Regions from separate parts of the Mus musculus genome. Here regions 2 and 3 are each linked to region 1. A link is a contact called in ENCODE POLR2A ChIA-PET data. All regions are on one chromosome and are shown on one strand. The core of a region is the stretch at or near the end of the contact, and the rest is flanking DNA. Distances in the headings are between cores, read along the strand shown. Region 1 holds the start of 4930444M15Rik (RIKEN cDNA 4930444M15 gene). Region 2 has its middle 43 kb from the start of Gm30365. Region 3 overlaps Gm30246 (a long non-coding RNA gene).

Region 1 (4,567 bases), core at 1,285-3,784:
ATATCGTATTTTTAAAAATATATCCAGCCAATGCTTAATCATTCCCTAATTCCCTAATTTATGGAATGCCTGTGATATAGAAGGCACTGAGCTAGGTGCTGGGATGATAAAGTCGAATAAAAGCCAGTGTTCTGTGAGGAGACTGGCAGAAGCCAGTGGTTTACTCTGACTGTTTAATGTGAGGAGAGCAAAGGACAGGGTGGGAAAGCCTACAAACACAGAGTCACCCCTAGAATGTGACGAGCAGGAAAAGACTAGAGAGGACAAGTGAAGAAAGCCACATTCAGAGCCCAGCCTGTGTGGGAAGGCACACAACAGAGACTGTCACCAATACAGGTGTACTGGCTAGTTTTGTGTCAACTTGACACAGCTGGAGTTATCACAGAGAAAGGAGCTTCAGTTGAGGAAATGCCTCCATGAGATCCAACTGTAAGGCATTTTCTCAATTAGTGATCAAGGGGGAAAGGCCCCTTGTGGGTGGGACCATCTCTGGGCTGGTAGTCTTGGGTTCTATAAGAGAGCAGGCTGAGCAAGCCAGGTGAAGCAAGCCAGTAAAGAACATCCCTCTATGGCCTCTGCATCAGCTCCTGCTCCCTGACCTGCTTGAGTTCCAGTCCTGACTTCCTTGGTGATGAACAGCAGTATGGAAGTGTAAGCCGAATAAACCCTTTCCTCCCCAACTTGCTTCTTGGTCATGATGTTTGTGCAGGAATAGAAACCCTGACTAAGACAACAGGACACTAAGAAAATGTAAAGTTACAACTACTGTCTCCCATCTCTGGAAAAAAGCTCCACACATGGTTTAAGGGAAACTCAGAGCAGGATAGAGGAGCCTCTGGCTTGGATGTGTTTTACACTCTGAGCTACTTTGTGTTTGAGTCTTGTGTTACCTTTCTGTTACAAGACCTGGGATAACCACCTTGAAGAGAGAAGAGCTCTCTTTATGGCTCAGGGTTTTAGAGTTTCTATTGCATGATTGATTGGCACCTGTGCTTTGTGCCTGGGTTAAAGCAATACATGACTGAAGCAGGAAGCAGAGCTAATCTGCCCACCTGATGGTTAGGAGGCCGGAGGACTAGGTTCCTACGATCTCCTTCAAGGACATAGCTTCAATGACATAAGGACCTCCCAGTAGTCCCCAAAAGATCTCACCAGTCCCCGGTAGTTCACCCTGGGGGACAAAGCCTCAGAGTTGAAACTAGAGCTGGCATTTACTGTATATGGGTTAATATGGTCTCCTTCTGAGTGAGTTTGAATGTCTGTCCTAGCTCCCCATGTAGAGGAAAGTGTGGGTGTAGTAAGATGGAAATGAGAAAGGACTTGGCGGGGTGTGTGTCCTGCCGAGAGCCTAAGATACTTGCGGGAGGACAAATGTCACTAAGCTAGGCCATAACCATGGGCCTAGGTCAGATCATGAAAATCTTGAGCCAGGAGGTAACCATACAGATGTGTGTTAAGAATCACACCTGGGGGTGATACACATAAGATCTTCAGAAAGTTTGGCCCGAGAGTTCTGTGAACAAGGTTGGAAGGGTACAAGTCCCGGATGGAATAGAAGCTTGTGGGAGACACATGGGTATCAGAACTCAGCAAAGTGAATGAAGAAAGCGTGTAGAAGGAGCAACGGTTGGCTTGGGAGTGAATGTTTGGGACATGCAGAGGGTCTCATACTCCTTAGTCCCCCTGAAAGCATATACTCAGCTCCCCCACTTCTCTAGGAAGATAAAGAGGTACGCAATGGAACTCCATCTGAGCCAGCCCAAAGAAAGGCACCATGATACATTTTCGTGAACATAGCTGGGAGGCTCTAAGAATTTCCTAACCAAGCATTTTCCAATCCTGACTCATGTGCAGTTTAATTATCCCGCACCTTCCTGGAGATTAGTTCCAGGAACCCCTGCTCTAGTAGATAGCAGAGTCCATAGCTGCTTAAGTCTCTTACATAAAATGGCTTAGTGTTTTCTTATGATTCATTACATCTTCTCACATGTGCTAAAGGGTCTCTAGACCCTATCAAGCTTCACACAGTGCAAATACTATTCTGTTGTTGTACTTCATGGTTTATGGGATCATGACCCCCCCAAAAAATTATACATGTTCACCGTGGCTGCAATGCTTTGTCCAAATACATTCTGTTGTATTGGTTGATTGGGTCTGTGGGTAAGAACGCCATAGTTATGGAGTGGGGAGTTAAATGCACAGTTTTCTGTACTATAAATCTCTTTTCATGTAGGCTTGGGATTAGCCTTTAACAGACTTGGAGATGTAGCCACAAGGGAATAACTCTTTTTAGATGACCTCCAATTCAGAGTTTCATCATGAAGCATACCATGACTTCCTAAATCCCAGGTAATCCTGTGAATTCAAGGAGGTAGTTGTTGAAGATTCTGGAACAGATGATGGGAGGAGTTAAGAAGAAAACATGGTCCCACTGTTTCAAAGTACATTCCAAACTGGGAGTGGGGGAAGAGAGACTGGCGGTCACAATCACTGCCTGTGGAATGTTTGTGAGGGTTACCATGGCTTCCCGACATTCTGAAAGTGCTTAGCCTGAGAGGCCCCACATAATCTTCACAGTTCAGCGGTCTCTGAATTGTCACCATGTAACCTTCTTGCCTGTTATCTGTTTACTCTGGGGATGACTCATGACTAGTCACTAGCCCAGTAACTTTGTAACCTTTCCCCCGGAGAATGTGTCTGGATGTCACAGATCTGTGCCACCTTCAGCTTTCTCTTTTCAGGGCTCAACTTGCTTCCAACAATATCACTAGTTTTTATGAGTGTTATGTGAAGCCGCAATTAGACAACATCTCCTCATCTGCCCTAGGTAAATTGTCAGTAATTGACCTAGAGCTCACTGTTTTTCTCATCAGTGAATTCCCACCTTGTCTTCTACCTCGCCAGAGGTTTTCCCCAGGGAGCCCTGCCTTAGTAGCCGCCATTTTGGTTTCTCTTGGGTCACCATTTACTCAATCCAACACCTAGCTGCTACTGGGTGCTGTGTCCTCTATGAAGATGCATTGTGGGGGGGGGGGGTTCCAAGGGATGTGGCAACCTCCACTGAGAGAGAGAACCTTTCTGGTAATCAGCTGTGTGACTTTGAAGAGCCACCAGCTCCCTCTGAGCCTGCGCTAAGCTCTCTGTAATGTTGACTAGGGGGGGGGGGCAACAGATCTCCAGACAGCAAGCTCTCAGATCTAGTCCTCACACCCTGCCTCTTCAGCATGCAGGATGGGGTTCTGTCTTCTGCGTGGAGCATGATGGGTGAGAGGAAGCAGAGGCTGGAGAGATGGAGGACCCACAGTTTGAAAGGAGATGAACCCCACAGGACGCTTCCACAGAGTGATGCTGGCCAGCCCACCTTGGACCACAGGAAGCTCCCTAAGAAAAAGGTTGGGTGAATTGAGCAGAGAAACAGTTGTCTCAGCAGGGAAGAGCTCTCCTTCAGTTCTCCATGATCCAGAGAATGAGGATCTGTATGAGGGGCTTTGAGAGAGAAAGAGCCCGTGAGGATGAAGGCATCTGCTATAGTTAAGTAAGCCACTGACAAATTTTAAGCCAGAAAGGATGGCCTCAAGTGGGTTTTATTTTCTTCTTTCACTGGCCATTTGGAAGCCACTGGCCTAGCAGCCATTGTGGAACTGGGTATGTACGTAGGAGACTCATGTTCCCTTCTGTTCTCATTTTATCCCCTTCCCCAATGACCCGTGCTGTGCTCTGAATATCTCTTTATGCCCCAGTATATGTATTTGTGTATGTATAGTGTGTGTGTGTTATATAGCATAATAGATGCTACTTTAGCATATTTACTCTCATAGACCCTGAGATACACATTCAGAACCCTGTTTTGTGGAAGAAACCAAGGTTAACAGAAATCTACTAACTTGTCTTTTTAAAAAAGACATCTCATTCATTATGAGAAGTTGTTCAACTCCTCTCTTCCCCAACCTATTGTAAACATGAGGGTACCCACTAGCGCAGGTGTCCGTTGTAGTCACGGAGCTTGGGACCACCCATGAACTCTCAGAACCAGTTAGGAACAGAACCCAGGCCCCCAACTCCTGGACAGAGCACCTTTGTTCTGCCCTACCTCCAGCCCTGACTGTGTAGGCTCTGGGCCTGCTGCGGATGGAACCTTCTCTGCTGGCGTACAGACATCCCTTACAACCAGAGCCCTCATTGCTCTCTCAAGTCCAACCAAGTACTTGGAAACAGGCTTTCGTGCTAGATTTCCATCTAGCCAGAGAGTCAACATTACAGAGAGCTTAGTGCAGGCTCAGAGGGAGCTGGTGGCTCTTCAAAGTCACACAGCTGATTACCAGAAAGCTCCTCTCTCAGTGGAGGTTGCCACATCCCTTGGAAACCTACCCTGTGGTGCTTAGAGTGTGGCTCCGTTCATCTAAAAGTGCAGAGAGTACATTTCATTTGGCCTGCTTCTAAAACTAAGCTATTGACTGTATTTCAATAGAAGAGGTGAGAATTTATTTTTAAAAGATTTTGAACTACAGTCTTTAGTCATCAGTTGGCTCAGTAATAAACTGAGAGAACACTATTTTATTAATTTAAA
Region 2 (4,567 bases), core at 534-3,033, 360 kb before region 1:
CCCAGTGCTTCAAACACACCTGCTAGCCAGCTCTCCCTGGCATGGGGAGATCATACCAAAGAAGGTGACCTTTGGTCCCCTCTTCCTGTGTTCCTTGCATGACTCTTTCAGCCGTGGTGAAGCCTGGAATTCTTACCATGAAGCACAAGTTGATTTAGGGAGCAAACCAGGGACGGAGGAACTAGAACATTCACTTAGAATATACTTTTCTTCTTCATTTCTTCTTTTCAGCCCCTCTTGAGATAGTTTAAAAAGCATTCACTATCTGTAGGCCATTACTAAAAACACAGAGAGTACGGTTGAGTAAGGCTTTGTCCCTCTTCTCTAGGAGCCAGATGAGATCAGGTAGACGTGTATAAGCTGGGGTTTGAGACATCTTCCTTAAAGGATACCAGCAAGGCTGTCTAGAGAAGAGAGATTAGACTTTGAGGGAATTAGTAACATGGTGGGAGGGAGAGAGGGAGAGAGGGAGAGAGGGAGAGAGGGAGAAAGAGACAATGTGATACAGTTTGGAAGCATGATCTTGTATGTTTAGAAGGCTGCAATGCAGACTAGCTGGAGTTTTCTCTAGCTATCTTGTGAGAAGACAAGAGAGGAAGGCTGGGGCCAGAGTGAATTTTTTGTTTTGTTTTGAGGGCCAATGAGAGATACCTAAGGCTCTTAAGTGGGGAAAGGAAATGGTGGTTGATATTTAAGAAAATTACTATCCTTACGGGTAAGACCATGAACAGAGACAACAGGAGATGCGGGGCCATTAGAGTCACAGAGGGAGTCTGACCATAGAGACTACCTATAGGTTTATGTCCAGCATATGCATGTACATGTGTGTACTCCTGTGTCTCTGTGTATTTCTCTGTGTGTGTCTCTGTGTATGTATATGTGTGTGTATGTGTGTTTGTGTGTATGTGTGTGCATATGTGTCTGTGTGTGTATATGTGTGTGTCTATGTACATGTGTGTCTCTCTGTGTGTATGTGTGTGTCTGTGTACATGTGTGTGTATATATATGTGTGTGTATATGTCTGTGTCTGTGTGTGTCTCTGTGTATGTATATGTGTGTATGTGTGTTTGTGTGTGTGTGTGCATATGTGTTTGTGTGTGTATATGTGTATGTCTATATACATGTGTGTCTCTATGTGTATATGTGTATGTCTGGGTATATGTGTGTGTGTGTATATGTGTGTTTGTGTGTGTATATGTGTATGTCTATATACATGTGTGTCTCTATGTGTATATGTGTATGTCTGGGTATATGTGTGTGTGTGTATATGTGTGTTTGTGTGTATTGTATATATGTGTGTGTGTATGTGTGTACATTGTGTGTGTGTTTCTTGAAAAGGAATCAATCTTCTAGTGCCAGGCCCATCCATCCATACAAGAATGGACATATGATCTCAACCCATACCATATAGTTCCCTACTCCTGGTTCTCGTGTGATAGGTCCAGATGAGCATCTATGCAGTCAGCACCATGTTTCTCTGATGAAATTCAGAGACAGTCAGATAAATCCAGATTTTTTTTTTTCAAAAATGGAAGGTTTTGCTTTTCAATTTTCGGAGGCAACCTTCCTTTCTAAGTGGAGAGGGCTGTCTGATTACTAAGCCAATGCACAGAGGAAAAGGAGAGGTAGGGAACAAAGCTTTACTAATGCTGCTTGGGCCATTGCCTTGTAAAGCACAGAACCCGCTGTTTGAAGCCATGCACCAGAAGGTTTCGCATCCCTTCTGCCTGGCAAGTATGAGTTAGCTTTTGACTTGTGCTGGGCTTCCTGACTCATAAACCAGAAATTCTGACGGAAGCCTGAGCTGAGTCAGGAGAGGATGCAGAAAAAACTACTCAGGAATCAGACAGAAAGATGCAATGGTGTGGGTGAGGAATTTCAGCTTTACTGATGCCCAGGCACCTGATTTAATACAGCAATGATTCCACTTGAGAAGATGTTGAATATGTTTGGAGAGTGTTTCAAAAAATATTCTGGGGTGGTGGTGGGGAGCTGGAGAGACGGCTCAAGGGTTAAAAGTGCTTGCTACTCTTATAGAGGACCTGGGTTCTGTTCTCAGTATCTACTACTGCATTTCCCTCCACTTGTAGAGGAGCCACCAGCATCTTCTGACCTCTGAGGACACTGTTTGCATGTGGTGCACATCAGACTAGCACCCACCCCTCCCTACCCCCAACACATTAAAAGAAAAATGGAGTGTGATATTTGAGAAAAGCCTTAGTCCATAGTCAAGGCTGATCTGGGATTCATTCATATAGAATGTACTAGCCATTCAGACAGGCTCCCAACTGTAATTCCCACTCAGCCCTTGAATGTTGGGATCACAAGCGTGTACCACCATATTCAACATACTATTTAAAAATTATTGACTTTAAGTCAGTAATGGAATATCCAGTTGGGATTCTCAAGCAACAATTAATATTTCCTATAATTCACTTCCTGAAACACATACAACATGCAGAAAGCATCTTAAGGACAGTCATGCTCTGTGTCGTCTCTGACTTATCTGATACTCTAATTCCTCTATTGAACATTTATTAAGTGCTTGATGGTACGATATGCTGTCTAGAATGAAAATATGATATGTATTCAGAGTTTGAATGTTCCTGAAGGTCTACTCCAGCTCCATCGGTTGAGCAAGAAGAGTCAATAGACTCTAGGCCAACTGGGGTTGCAGAGGTTGGACTTACCAGCTGTTTCGTAGCTTTATTTCTGTTGTTGAGATAAAATGCCCTGTTTTTTGTTTTAAACAAAAAACAAACAAACAAAACCATCAACAACTTAGAGGAGAAGAAGCTGATGTTAACTTGTAATTCTGAGGAAGTCAAAAAGGCAGGAACTTGAAGCAGCTAGTCACATCACACCCTCAGTCAAGACCAGAGGGGAATGAGTGTGTAAAAGCCTAGTAGAACTCAGCTCTCTCTGGTCTTGACTATAGACGAATGAAGTCCTTCCTAGGGAGTGGTGCTGCCCACAGAGGTCTGGGTCTTCCTACATCATTGAAATTGTAATCAAGGTAATTCTCCCACAGACAGACAGCCCACAGGCCTCCCTGATCTGATTGATCATACATTTGGGTTAAGTTGACAATTGACCATCACATTTCCCTTGGCCAAACTCTTTCTGCTTTGCTCAGTTGATTAGTAAAAATCTTTTTTCCTACAGTAGTCTCAATTTTATTTGTATCAGCTATCCTGTGGCATGTTGAATTCCCCCTATGCCCCCCTACCCCTTGCCCCACTGGCCTTAATTTGAGTTATCAGACCCTTTAAGAACATAGTCACCCTTTCTAAAACCTTTCCTGTATCCAAATAAGACATTTGTATATTTCTTTCATCTCCCTGCTTCCCAATCTAAAGATGACAATAATAGCCTTTTGCAATGTGACTCATGAATGTGGGGTTTTGTTCTTTTAAAGTACTACTTAGTGTGAAAAATCATCAATAATGTGTATGTCTTTTGTTCCCTCCTTGATCTGATAGCTCCATGTGACAGAGGTCTGTTTGCCCATCATTTATCCCCCAAATCAGTGTCTGAAATGAAGTAAGCCTCCAATAGACATTTGCTGGTGAAAGTGGCTGGGTCCTAGCCCCCGCTCTTCTCACTGGTTACTTACAAATGTGTCTATGGCTTGAATAATATAAAGTGACCAACAGAGGAAGCAATACTTCAATTAGTAAAGCCATCACTGGATATAAGGTTGGTTGCTAATTAGTTCTGGATTCATGCGAAGGTTTTCTCTTCCCATTGCTGTGACAAAATATCTAACAGAGGAACCTTAGAGAAGGAAGGTTTTATTGTAAATTATGGTCTAAAGATACCCAGGGTCAAGGGGCTGGGGATTTAAGTGGCTGGTTATGTTGTATCTGCAGCTAGGAAGCTGAGAATGATGCAGACTGGTACCCAACTGGCTTTCCCCTTTATCAACAGCCCAGCCCAGTGCTAGTGAAATGGTGCACGTCTCCATTCCAGCTGAGTCTTTCTAACTCAGTTAAACCAGAAATGCCTTCATAAGCATGCTCAGAGGTTTGTCTCACTCCTCATTTTAAAATCCTTTATGTTTGCAATCAAGATTAATCATTCTACATTCATAAGTCTGCATAATGTACCCCTAAAATTTCAGAGGTATTTTAAACTATAACACATTATAACCCCCTCTATTGATTACCCCAAACTACTACATCTTTCAAATGAAATCACTGCTTACCCAGGGGATGTGTATATGTGTGTATGTATCTATATCTATAGATACAGATACTCATTCATTCTTAGAGCTGGTAAATTTGGCTCAATAAATGTGCACATTATTTTCTGCTTGCGTTCATGCTGCCCAACCTTTTGTTAGTCCCGTGTCTATCACCAGCATAATCACTGGGCCCTGGCACTAAAGGTCAAACACCCTATGTCACCAGCTGTGACCCACAGTCCCATCTTGTTGCTGAGCAGATTTCTAAGGAATGATTTTGATGTTTTATTTATTAAAACTGGAAACAGGGACAGGATAAGCTATTGTTTGGGTTCCTATCTCTCAGTGCCTGTGTTTGGCTTTCACTCATTTGTAATTCTT
Region 3 (4,567 bases), core at 1,117-3,616, 270 kb before region 1:
ATTGCTTGATCACTCTCAACATATTCCTACCTTAAGCCATACCAAATATGAACATGGAATTCAAGGGCTAATAAATTTCTGTGGCCTGTGAGAAGCAAAAATGACATTCCTTTTCCTGCTCTGAAAACGTGAAGATGTCATGTGATCCGGTGATATACCCCAGTGGGAAACTACTTGCCATCTGTGGCAGAAAGCTAACTCACTAGTCGGAGAGAAATGGGATGCATGGATCTCAGAGAAGAGGACGTGGGTCCATGAGATTCCCAAAAGAGCTGGTTGATTTGACCCTGTGCCATTTGCAAAGCTTGGTAACTTTTCTTGTGAAACAACAAGGTGATACTCCTGGGATTAACATAAACTCTGCAGGGGACTTCTGCAAACTTTTGGACAGGTGGCAAATGGCAGAGCTGTTTTTTTTTTCCCCAGAAAGAATTCAGACCAATCCCTTCCACTCCCTCATACTGGATTTAGGACTGTGACCCTGTCACAGCTACAGAACACATGGGCTCCTGACTCGGCTGAGTGTCTCCAATAGTCTTCCTCACACAGTCAGGCTCAGCCTCTCGGGATGCCCAACATGTGACCAGGAAGGCTGTGGGAGGAACTGAAGCCCCAAGGTCGGAGGGATTCTATTAATACCTTCTATGTTTCAAGTCCTCTGTCTCTGGAGTACTTTAAGCATCCTCTCTGACTCATGCTGGCATGCAGAGAAAAGTCACTTTGGAGATGACTGGCCTTCAAATGTTCAGTTTCCGGGACTCCATCCAGGGGGCTCGTCTGTTGTTATTATGTTCAAGAAACGAACGAGTTAATCAGAGAACACTTTTTGCCTCTTAATGTTACACACCAGCTCAGCAATAAGGCTTTCTGGGTATCACCAAACAGACAGGTGGCTTCCATTCTAGAAGCCCTTAGCCTCCTGAGCTGTCTGCTGAAGCCTGTGGGTTCCTTCTCAGAATATTGCATTCAAATGTGCCAGAGAAAATGCATAGGGTTACAAAGAAAATAAGCCCAACCACATTCGCTCTCTAGACTGTAAGCACTAAACAGGTTCATGTCATGGTAAGAACATGTGTGCTTAATCCTGCAAGAATATAGTGTTTAGATAGTCTTCTCTCTGTTGGTGGCAGCCAAGGACGCTGTTAATACTTCTGTGGCCTGCTGTGTATATCCGTAGTGGAAAATTGAAATTTTCTACTAAAAGTTAGTAAAAACTTATACTCGCCACTCTTCCCCTATTTCAATTCTCAGGACCTCAGAATGCTCTTCCCTCTTGGATACCTCAAACATGGCTCCAAGACTAGCTATTATGCACATGCATACAATTATTCCAAGAACCTGGAGTTTTATCTTCCTATATTCCATTGTAGTATGATCACCTTATGCTGCTGTTATACATTTTTGATATACATTATTAGAATTATGTTTGTAACCTTTTTCTTGGTATTTTTGTATAAGTAAAGTATGTGCATTAAAAACTGTTTTTATAAGCCAGACAGTGTTGGCACATGCCTTTAATCCCAGCACTTGGGAAGCAGAGGCAGGCGGATTTCTGAGTTCGAGGCCAGCCTGGTCTACAAAGTGAGTTCCAGGGCAGCCAAGGCTACACAGAGAAACCCTGTCTCAGAAAAAACAAACAAACAAACAAACAAAAAACAACAACAAAAACCCTGTTTTTATTTTCATTGTTTTTACATTTTATAGTTCATTGTGTGTGTGTATATATATGAATCTGTGCATAGTGTTGTCTATGAGTGTGTGTGTAGTGTCCTCTGTGTGTGCCTGCAATCCTGTGTGTGTGTGTGTGTGTGTGTGTGTGTGTGTGTGTGTGCCATAACCACATGTGGAAGCCAGACAGAAGGAGTTTGCTTCTACCATGTGGATCCTGGGGATTGAACTCATGTTGTCAGATTTGGTGGCCAGCTCCTTTTCCTGCAGAGCCAACTTGCCCCTCAATAACTCGTTATTGAATGGGAATAAAGGGATACTTCCCTTACAGGAGATGGGATGGAGTCTGAATCCGCAGAGTGACACCTGCTCATGCTGGCTCATTTAAGACACTGTTTTTATTTTTTCATCCTGTGTATGTGTGGGAGTGCACACACTCGAACCTGTGCATACTCAGAATCCAGAAGAAAGTGATCCCTGAGGCTAAAATAGGTGCTGGCAACTGACCCCAGGTCCTCTGCCAAAGCAAGAAAGGCTCTTAAGCATTGAGCCATTCCTCCAGCCCCTAAGCTGGATTGTTTTATGTTTTGTCCCTGCCTTTCTGCACCTCCTAGGCACTAGATCAAGATTGGCCTTCAGCCAGGAAACATTGGTTCTGAGATACCCTCCTTGGCCTGTAGCTGCCAGCCGAGGAAGAAGTATGTGCAGGCTGGCATGGGCCCGGCAGAGCTGGTCATACCCAGCAGTGGCCTTGTGGGTAGGCTGAGTGGGCAGGTGTGGTCTCTGAGTCATTGGGCAAGTGCCCCAAAGCTTAAGGACAGACCCCACAGCCCCCGCATTGAGCTTCCTGTTTCCTGTCACAGCGTCCAAAATTCTACCATATTCGGTTATTCATACTGAGCCTTTCACGGATCTCAGTTAATGAATAATTTTTAGTTCTGAGATGGGAGCAGCTTTAGGTGAGGGAGACAGAGATACGAGAAAATTGGGCGAGAATACAGACAGGTTTTATACTTTCACATTTCTGAAATGAATTTCTCTAGTCCTTTCAAACTACTCAGGCAGCATTGGGGAACTGCTGGTTCCCTGCTTACTGGAGCTCCAACAATAGGGTGCCATCTGGGAACCCAAGGACTAGGACTCCCTGAGTTTGATTCCTGTGCATGCCTATGTGCCTATGAGAGATTATGTGCACCACACACATGTAGGTGTGAGAGGAGGCAAGAGGAAGGTGTCAGGTCCCCTAAAACTAGAGTTATAGGGAGTTGTGGGCCACCAGGTGTGGGTGCTGGGAACTGAACCCTGTCCCCTACAAGAGCAGGAAGTTCTCTTAACTACTGTGCCATCCTTCCAAGTCCACTATTCAGTCCTCAAACACACTTTCCTACCTAGCCACACATGAGCACATGAGAGAGGCAAGAGAATTAGGACATAGCACAGAGTGCGGGACAGGGGACATGCTGCGTCTCAGCTTGATGTCACCAGGCTCTTAGTCACACTGCCTTCTCTGTCTGGGGAGGACCTAGGATCTAAGGAAAAACTTTTCTCAAGATGAAGGCTGAAAACTTCAAAGGTAACACAGGACTATATTTTCTTGATCCTGAATTAGAACGGAGACTCGGATACATGGGCGTATCTCTGTGTGAAGTCTTTTTAAAAGGAGAAATAACTAAAGCTATAGCTTTAGTTAACATGGACTAAAATCTTTATTAGTTAGCGGGCAACTCCACTGACCCTGGTCCAGGATAGCACAGCCACTCATGTCCATCCTATTGAAAGCACTTGGGGAGTTGCTGTTCCTGTCTACCTACCCCATGGACAGGAGGGTCCCCAGAATTGTCATCTTCATTACCTTTTATGGCACCCTTGGACAAATGATTTACTGTGCTGTCTTTTCTCTCTAAGGAAATATTCGGTTTCCTATCCGCTATTATTTGACATAGCTTGTCCCTTGCCAGCTCATATACTGGGATCCTGGGACTCAGTACGGTGATATTGGAGAATAATGGAACCTTTAAGAGGTGAGTCATAAGGGTGGAGATTAGATTCCTGGGGACATTGCCACCAGAAGGGATTAATGCCTCCTGAGACTCCAGATAGTTCTGGAGAGAGTGGTTGTAGTGAGTCAGACCAGCCCCTCCCTGCTGTCTGGCCCCCCATTTGCCACGTGTTCCCACCATCAGGATGCCATACACAATGGGCACCTCACCATAGCCAAGCAGAGACTGCTGCCATGCTCTTGGGACTCCAGAACTGTGAGCTAAATACACCCTTCTTCTTTACAAATGATCTGGCATCGGGTATTTGGGTATTGCAACTAAACGTAGACTAACACACTACCTAGAGATTTTATATTCCTCTTAGCCAAGGGGGAGGCCTTATATTATACCCATTTCACCCTCCACAGGTAGATTCATGGGGGGGGGGGTGGTATGTAATTATGTAGAAAATCTTAACTCACGAGTGTCCTCATCAACATAATTCTTGATTAACCAGATTGGTTTTTTGCAAAATGCTCTAAAAAACAAGGAAAGTTGCTGAATCCTCCCTCTGCCTCTCGCAGCCTAGTAAATGGAACCATAGTTGTTTGCCTTTGCTTTCTCTTTTGTAACTAGAAAAGAAAGGTATTCCTGGAAAACCAGGATTGTCTGTCACCTCATAAGGGGTCATGGTAGACTGAGTGATGCCCTCTAAGGAATCGTTTGGAAAGCTCTAGAACCTGTGACTGTTGGTTTATACAGTAGAATTTCTGAGCATTTGACTATTAAGGATCTCTAGATAAAGCGATCACTTGGAGTGACCTGGGTGGGCCCTAAACACCTCAAAAGTATGGTTAAAGAATATGAGACACTCCAGAGAAGACTTCACTATGAGGGCAGAGGAAGACCATAGAAGGATT

The links. ChIA-PET counts read pairs that join two places held with the same protein, here RNA polymerase II (POLR2A).
Region 2: POLR2A ChIA-PET joins it to region 1 with 51 read pairs in Patski. The contact joins the enhancer-like site here to the promoter of 4930444M15Rik in region 1. POLR2A ChIA-PET finds 5 or more read pairs at or near these places in 2 of 5 experiments (Patski and embryonic stem cell).
Region 3: POLR2A ChIA-PET joins it to region 1 with 47 read pairs in Patski. The contact joins the enhancer-like site here to the promoter of 4930444M15Rik in region 1. POLR2A ChIA-PET finds 5 or more read pairs at or near these places in 2 of 5 experiments (Patski and embryonic stem cell).

Annotation. Positions count from the first base shown.
Region 1 is chr14:76,518,822-76,523,388 of GRCm38, reverse strand. 4930444M15Rik (RIKEN cDNA 4930444M15 gene) reads left to right here and starts at 2,534. Exons shown (of 4, transcript NR_045660.1): 1 at 2,534-2,827; 2 at 3,224-3,535.
Region 2 is chr14:76,878,244-76,882,810 of GRCm38, reverse strand. No RefSeq gene overlaps it. Among named protein-coding and RNA genes, the nearest start is that of Gm30365, 43 kb to the right of the region's middle. Within about 2 kb of position 1,783, at least 1 of the 3 ENCODE cell types and tissues checked has a DNase peak (open chromatin) inside an H3K27ac peak, as active enhancers do.
Region 3 is chr14:76,785,634-76,790,200 of GRCm38, reverse strand. All of the region lies in intron 1 of Gm30246 (a long non-coding RNA gene), which reads right to left. Among named protein-coding and RNA genes, the nearest start is that of Gm30246, 7.2 kb to the right of the region's middle. Within about 2 kb of position 2,366, at least 1 of the 3 ENCODE cell types and tissues checked has a DNase peak (open chromatin) inside an H3K27ac peak, as active enhancers do.